2 separate regions of the Homo sapiens genome follow, and region 2 is linked to region 1. Evidence: read pairs that join two places in POLR2A ChIA-PET (ENCODE). Cell type or tissue: OCI-LY7. All regions are shown on one strand.

Region 1 (4,000 bases):
AACAGTAATGTTAATTCATCCAAGATCACCAATTAATAAGCAATACAAGGGGGACTTGAACCCCAGCAGAATGCTTGCAGAACCACCCTTAACCTTTACTTTGTATCACTTCTAGTTTAACGTTTACTAATCTGTTCTAATTAATGTCCATCTTTCCAAACCACAATATAATCTGCATGAGGGTAATAAACGCTAAGAATTTATTCTATAGATTTAAAATCACCTATGCAAAACTGAATGTGTAAGGATGCTCAATACATCTTGCTATAATAAACACTGGAAAACAATCAAAATGTCTATCAATAGGATGCAGCCACACTAATTAAAACCAACCAATCTCTTCCAACACCTCGCATCCCCTACCCCAAATGTCAAATCCCTGGGAAGAATTATCTTCTGGCAGTGCCAGGTATTTCAACCTCAACCCTAACCAACGTTGCAATGTTCTGCCACTCCATGATAGCAGGGGCAAAGTAACATCAGCAAGACCATGGATGCGTGTGTATAACTATGTCACTCCTCACAGCCACTTAAAAAAAAAAATCCAGGTTTGAGGGGAAGGTTCATTAGCAGCAACCACAGTGACAACCATCATAAATACCTCTTCCCTTGTGGGTGATCAAAATAAAGGTGTCACCGCTCTGCTTTTCCTGCTGTCACCCAAGACACCGGAAATAGATCTGCTGCTTTCTATCTTCATGGGTCTCTAACACAGATCTAAAATGGTTTATATAATTCTATTCTTGGTGGTGAAGACAAGTTTCACCTCTCAGAACTGGAGCTAACCAAACTGACAAAGAGGCTGTGTAAATCTGATGCTCACAGACGGAAACTTGCACAAGCTTCAGCTCTTTTTCTAGACTGGTGATTCAAATTATTGTCATTTTTTGACACAGGGTCTCATTTGTCACCCAGGCTGGAGTGAAATGGTGTGATCACGGCTCACTGCAGCCTCAACCTCCTGGGCTCAAACAATCCTCTTAGCCTCTGGAGTGGCTGGGACCACAGTTGTATAGACTATGACCAGCTAATTTTTCAAATTATTAAGTGAGAGACAATTAGCCGGGCTCAGTGGCTCACGCCCATTATCCCAGCACTTTGGGAGGCCGAGGCAGGTCAATCACCTGAGGTCAGGAGTCCAAGGACCAACCTGGCCAACATGGCAGAACCCTGTCTGTACTATAAATACAAAAATTAGCCAGGCATGGTGGTGCACACCTGTAATCCCAGCTACTTGGGAGGTCGAGGCAGGAGAAATCACTTGAACCCAGGAGGCAGAGGTTGCGGTGAGCCAAGATCACGCCATTGCACTGTAGCCTGGGCAACAGGAGCAAAACTCTGTCTCAAAAAAAAAAAAAAAAAAAAAAAAAAGACACTCAGAGACTCTCCAATTCACAAGGAGAGAGGTTATTTAATATTGTCAGTTAAGACAGCAGTTTTTCCAAGCTAGTAATTCTAGTTTTAAACACTGCCAGAGCAGGTTTTAAAATAAATGTCTTTAACTGAAAGGCAAACAAGTACACCCAGCACATCATTCACACATTATTTAGCTCCAGTATATGTAACTGATTTGAGTGGCTAAAAAAATTTCAGCTCATAAAGAAACTAAAGACCTTACTGTCCCTGTGCTCATGGCAAAGGTCTCTAGAAACCAGAAAACTGAAAAAACAAACAAACAAAAAAAACTCAACTGACATTAGGCCAATTAGAAAATACTATTTATTTTAAATAAGCTCCGGCTGAAAATATCCATCAAGACTGCTCGAATTTTCCGTGTCTCACCTGCACAGATGAGGAGAGTTCACATTTAGCCTTTTCAGCAGCTTCCCGTACCCTCTGAAGTGCCATGTTGTCTTTAGTCAAATCAACCCCTGTCTATAAAGTGAAGACATTGAACACCAAACACCAGCATTAGTGAGGTGATAAATAAACTGCAGTAATAAGGTGGAACAACACAAAATGGAGTCATACCTTTATATATAAGCATGAATTACTTTTTATTACCCTTAATGTGTAGGGAAAAAAAATATTCTGAAAAGAGTATCTGTGTCTAGAATAAGGGGGTTGAACTGAACTCGTAAACAAAGCAAAGAGCAATCTGAACAAAGAATTTCTCAATATCCCAACGTCTACATATTAACCACATTGGTAACTCACCTCTCTCTTGAACTCCTTCACAATGTGCCGTAGCAAGGCCTGGTCAAAGTCTTCCCCACCTAAGAAGGTATCCCCATTTGTGGATTTCACCTCAAATACTCCTTTCTGAATTTCCAGGATAGAAATATCAAAAGTTCCACCACCTAAATCATATACAGCAATGCTGTAAATGATTTGTGAAAAAAAAAAGAAAAGAAATCCTTAAGAACAAAACCTATCACCAGGATATAAATTTCAATAACCAAATACAGATAATCTAAGCTATTTCCCTGAGATATGTACTAGTTAAATTACCATGGCCCAAAAGAAAAGAAAAGAATGGTTTTGAAATGAAAAAACAAAGACAATACAGACTTAAAATCAGTAAAAGCACTGTAAAAGGCTCAATTACTAAAAAATTAAGTGACACTTTAGTTTCACACATCCAGGTGAGAAATTTACTGCACAAACTTACACTTTGTCTTCTGATTTGTCTAGACCATAGGCAAGAGCAGCAGCTGTGGGCTCATTAATCACCCGAAGCACATTCAGTCCAGATATCTGGCCAGCATCTTTAGTGGCCTAGAGAAAACAAAGAGAAAAACATTTTTGTACCCTTCCATCCCAGGCACCTTACTTTTTGTGAATAAGAATGCTAATTGACCTCACCTGTCTCTGCGAGTCATTGAAATAAGCTGGGACTGTGATCACAGCATTTTTTGCTGTGTGCCCCAAGTAATTTTCTGGAAAAGAATGAAATTCAATCATGGAATTCTGTCAGAACAGAATTATTAATATAGCCCAACAACCTGTGTCATCCTTTTGCAGCCACAGACAACATTCTTCAGTCTTTTGGTAAGTGACCTAATATGTCCTTGCAGGAAACACTCCAAGTAAATACACTGGTTAAAAACCCAAGATCAGGCCGGGCACGGTGGCTCACACTCGTAATCCCAGCACTTTGGGAGGCTGAGGCGGGCAGATCACCTAAGGTTGAGAGTTTTGAGACCAGCCTAACCAATATGGAGAAACCCCATCTCTACTAAAAATACAAAATTATTCAGGCATGGTGGCGCATGCCTGTCATTTCAGCTACTCAGGAGGCTGAGGCGGGAGAATTGTTTGAACCTGGGAGGCGGAGGTTGCAGTGAGACAAGATCGCACCACTGCACTCTAGCTTGGGCGACAGAGCGAGACTCTTGTCTCAAAACAAACAAACAAACCCAAGATCGGCCGGCCAGGCACGGTGGCTCATGCCTGTAATCCCAGCACTCTGAGAGGCTGAGGCGGATGAATCACCTGATTTGTCGGGAGTTGGAGACCAGCCTGACCAACATGAAGAAACCCCCATCTCTTTACTAAAAACACAAAAGTGGCTAGGCATGATGGCGCATGCCTGTAATCCCAGCTACGTTGGGGGGGAGGGAGAGGGCAGGATAATCGCTTGAACCCGGGAGGCGGAGGCTTTGGTGAGCCGAGATTGTGCCACTGCACTCCAGCCTGGGCAACAAGAGTGAAACTCTGTCTCAAAAAACAACAACAAAAAAACCCCAAAAAACAGAAACCCCTAAGATCACTCTTTCAACATTTTAGTGAAGGTTCACTAAACTACAATGACCTTTAGACTTACAACAGCCACTTCAAATAGGAAGTTCTAATTTATACCTAACAGGGACAAAAGCTTAATGTGTAGTCTTGTGGCTTTCAATATAGAACATTACCCCCTACTGGAAAAAAAGAAACAAGCCAGCCACCATTAGTGAGATTTGAAGATTAATTCAATCTGCAGGGAAAGCATGAAGTATAACACAGTTTTGCCATTCCTAGTTTTTCTATACAAAAGGGACCACAGATTCATCTACAG
Region 2 (4,000 bases), 110 kb before region 1:
GGAGCAGACCCTCCTGCCCTTATGGCTATTTGTCAGCATGATCGTGGATGGAAGCGCTCTCTCTCTCCTGTGCTGGGCGCCAGCTTCCTTCTCACTCACGCATGTTGACTTTGGCTTAAAACAGGGTTCCCATATGGAGGGAGTTGATAGGAAGATGGTTGGAGGAAGGAAGAATGACAGGGCCCTTCCATCAGCCTCCCAACCACCCTGCTGCCACTGTACCCGGGGAGATGGATGCTCCTTTGGGCTGGGCAGCTTGTCAGTCGGTGTGGGTGTCAGCTTTTCTGGCTGTCTTTCTGTCTCTACCTAGGAGGCCCCTGCAGGAGCCCCTGTGATAGCCGGTGCTGATGCATCCAGACCCCACCCTCTCTCCTGGACCATTGCATGGGTGCCTGCCGGTCTCACCATCTGACCTCCCTGTGCCCCCCACAGCCTCCTGCGATGATTTTTTAAATGACAAGTTGGCTGTCTGACTGCCTGGGAAGCACTTCAGGGGGTGGGAGCTGGATCAGGGCCCCCGCATTCGCTGTGCTTCCCCCATGACAGCGTGTGTCACACTGCTCCAAGTGCTTCTTAACGTCTGTCTCCCCCACTGGGCTGTGAGCTGCCAAAGAGGGGGACCCTCCTTACCACTCTTTGCATCTTTAATGCCTAGAGCAGAAATGATGTTTGATAAATACTTGTTGAATGGATGAATTTAAGTGACCCGTTCCTATGTCTGTCTCCCCTACTGGACTTGACTCAAGAACCCTGCAGGGTGAAAGTGAAAGCTTCATCTGATTCATTCCGGGGTCCCACAGAAGAGTTCTTGGTAGGAGCTGGGGTTCAGCCGGAGGGCTCTGAAGCCAGGCTGTCTGCATTGGAATCCTGGCTCCACCAGTGGGCAGCTCTGTGCCCTGGAGCAAATCGCCTGCCCTCTTTGAGTACGTTTCCTCATCAGTGAGATGGGGGTGAGGATGGCACCTGCCTCATAAGGCACTGTGAGGACAAATGCCCATCAAGTGTTTAGCACAGAGCCTGTCACATGGTTAACGTGTATTGGGGTGAGGGTGGAGATAGAGAATGTATCCAGAGATTAAGGAAAATCAGTGGAAGCAAGCAGAATAGATATTATTGCTGTTTTTCCTGCATCCTGGTGTTTGTTGGAGTGGAAGTTGGGGGTGAAGCCGGTGCCAGAGTGGGGTGACCCCAGGGGCTGCCTGCCCCCTCCCTCCCCATCCCCCGCACCAAGGCCTGCAGGACCCAAGCTCACCCACCAAGAAGCTGAGCAGCCCCGGCGCTGGGCGGTGGTGAGGGGCCAGAAATAACCGCCGTTGCTATTCCTGCCTTTCTGGGCTGGGTGGAAACGCTGCCTTTCTAATCTAAAGGCTGCTCTCGACTTCCTGCACATCAGTGGGCTCTTATGTAATGCTCCCCTCCCTCTCCTGCCCAACGAGCTTCCAGAGATTTCTGCAGCCGGCTGGCTTTACTGCACACTCAGCTGGGGGTAGGGGGAGCAAAGAAACCACCAGAGGCTGGATTGTCCTCTGAGCCCAGGGTCCTGCCAGCCTCAGGCCTGGGAGAGAGACTGGCCAGCACAGAGCAGAGGGACGGATGTCCAAGGGCAGCAGCCTTGTTCTGCATCTGCAGGGCACTGCGGGACAGAGAAGACCCACTTCCACCCACTCCTTCTTCCCTTTACAGACCCCTGCCCCCGAGTACAGACTGTGCCCCTCCCAAGTGCTGATGCCCCAAGGTCTTCCATTGTAGGCCTAACCTGACTCTGCCTGGTGCATCACTCCCCAGGCAGCCTCTGGGGAGAGGAGCCCAGACCCCAACTCTCCCAGGCAGGAACCCCCCATCCCCGTCACCAGGGGCTCAATCCTCTGTGATCTCTTCCCTGCAACCCCTAGATCCCGTCCAGAGCACGCCAGGCACCCTCTTCAGACGCCCTGCGCCTCAGACCTCAGCATCACACTGCACGGCCCTTCACCTAGCTTGAGACCCAGGGCTGTCCTCTGGCATCTTGAGTGAGTAGATGAGACGGCTCACACTTCAGCACTCCAGGACGATCCTCCCTCTCTCTCCCTTGTCTTCCTCATGCTGCCCCCTCTCACCCACCCCCTCAGGGCACCTTCTGTCCCATCTCATGCCTGGCCTCCTCAGGTTTCTTCTCACCCCTCAAAGCCCTCCCTGGGGTAGGAGCAGAACTGCCCCAGACCCATTCAAAGCCCATCAGCCTTCGGCTGGAAAGTCAGTCGGAAAGTGTGACAGGTGCCCCAGACAAACCCCAAGAGAGTCACTTCCTGAGGCCCGGGCTGGCCACGTGCAAACCACGGCCTGAACAGTGCACTTGGGTGCTGACGTAGCCCAGGGCTGGGGAGGAGGAAGCAGCAATGGAAAAAGGGGCTTGTTTTCCTCTGAGAGCTGCAGCCGGCTCAGCCCTGGGTCGAGTGTTGGAGATGGGATGGTTCCACTGGCTTTCTCCTGGAGCCTCAGCGGCCTTGGGCAAGCTCAATTCTCTCTCCCCTCTGCCTCTTCCTCCTCTCCTGTTTGCAAGGAAAGGTCTAAGTGCAGATATCAGCTGAGGGCCTCTTACCTTTTCCCCGGCTTCTGGTATCAGTCACTTGGCCAGAAAGGTCTGAGAGCCCCAGGTCATCCCTAAGCACCCTTGAGGCCCAGTAGGCCCCTAGACCAGGGTGCAGAGTGACTCGGAGCCTTCCTTACCTCCAACATGGTTTCCTGCAGGCCCCAGGCTGGTTGTTTCATCTGGGCTGTTGGTCACAAGTGGGGTGCTCACTAGCCCCAACTGAGATTTGGCTCCTCGGGAGGGGCCAATTTTTTCACCATCTCCTCCCTTTCCTGTCCCCCCAATGACAGCAAACAGAAGTGTGCCATTGGCCAAAATATAAGACCAGAGGGGAGTGAGGTGGCTCAGATGCCCCAGCCTTGTGACTGAGAAGCCAGGTCAGCGGCATAACCCTATCTAGGGAGGTGACTTTCAGCCCTTTTCATGACAGGCTAAGGCCTGGGCAGCATGCACGGTTCTGAGCTCAGCTCCTCCCACCGTTCCTAGGTGGAAGCTGCCTTCCAGGGGCTCACACCACAGGGGCTGGGCAGGGTTGGGAAGGGCCACCTTCTCCTCTCTATGAGCTGTGAGGACAGAACAAGGGAGAGAGGGGGTGGACTGGTACATTTGGCTCTGCACAATTCTTGCTGTCCACACCTTCACCTGAGGCCCCAGAAAGATCACAGCCAGACTCCCTTCCCTCCTGAGGCCTTTGCAAGGCTGGCCCTCTGCCTGCAATGCTCTCCCCACCACACCCCTCTATGCAGTCAGTTTCCTCTCCTCTTTTTTATCTTTTATCGCTGCATAAATGCCACCTCCTCCAATATGCCTTTCCCTCACCTTCCTAGTATATCAGCCACACTCACCATGATCTGAAATTATCCTTTTTATTTGCATAACTGTTTATTTCTGTCTATCCCACTAAATGGTATTTTCCATGAGAGCAAAGCCTCACTGCAGAATCTCTAAGACTCAGCACTGCACCCAATACACACAGTGGGCAATAAACCTTTTCAAAAGAATGAATGTTTTATTTAACTTTACCTTCTGCTACTTCCCAAGAGGAAATCTCTCTACTCTAGCCCATTTCGTCCCCTTCCAGCCTCATTTTCCCCAGACAGACCACACATGGGCGCTCCTGGCCAACCCACCCCCAAGCCTGGCCTGAAACAGCTTCTCACTTCCCCACCACAAAGTTTGGGCCTTCTCACGTTCCTTCTCCTCCAAAATCTCTTCATTGTCCCTGACCGTCTCCCAGCCTCCTGGAATCTCTCCCTTCTCTTATCTCCTATGTCCCTTAGTGTCACTGAGTTTTGCTGGCTAACAGGGCTGCTTCCTTTCTATTCTTTATTCTCTTGTAACATAGAATCCAGGCTCTCTTCTACCCAGCTGTAAGATCCTTAGAGGCAAAGGCCTATGCCATGGATCTTATTCCCAAACCTTGACTGCAGT

What was found. Peaks named below come from ENCODE experiments on the same cell type or tissue, not always from the same donor. Only the 100,000 strongest peaks of a DNase experiment are listed, where the experiment ranks them.
Region 2: POLR2A ChIA-PET joins it to region 1 with 5 read pairs; 24 of 35 experiments call an interaction of 5 or more read pairs at or near these places.

What each region holds. Positions count from the first base shown.
Region 1 is chr5:138,564,844-138,568,843 of GRCh38, forward strand. HSPA9 (heat shock protein family A (Hsp70) member 9) reads right to left here. Exons shown (of 17, transcript NM_004134.7): 6 at 2,806-2,879; 7 at 2,612-2,718; 8 at 2,158-2,320; 9 at 1,783-1,875. Among named protein-coding and RNA genes, the nearest start is that of SNORD63, 5.7 kb to the left of the region's middle. In OCI-LY7, a CTCF peak has its summit at 3,889 (motif pointing left); no DNase peak of the experiment used is centred here.
Region 2 is chr5:138,457,188-138,461,187 of GRCh38, forward strand. No RefSeq gene overlaps it. Among named protein-coding and RNA genes, the nearest start is that of EGR1, 6.3 kb to the right of the region's middle. RefSeq lists a cis regulatory region at 1,175-1,341 and an enhancer at 2,011-2,110. In OCI-LY7, no CTCF peak of the experiment used is centred here; a DNase peak (open chromatin) is centred at 2,304.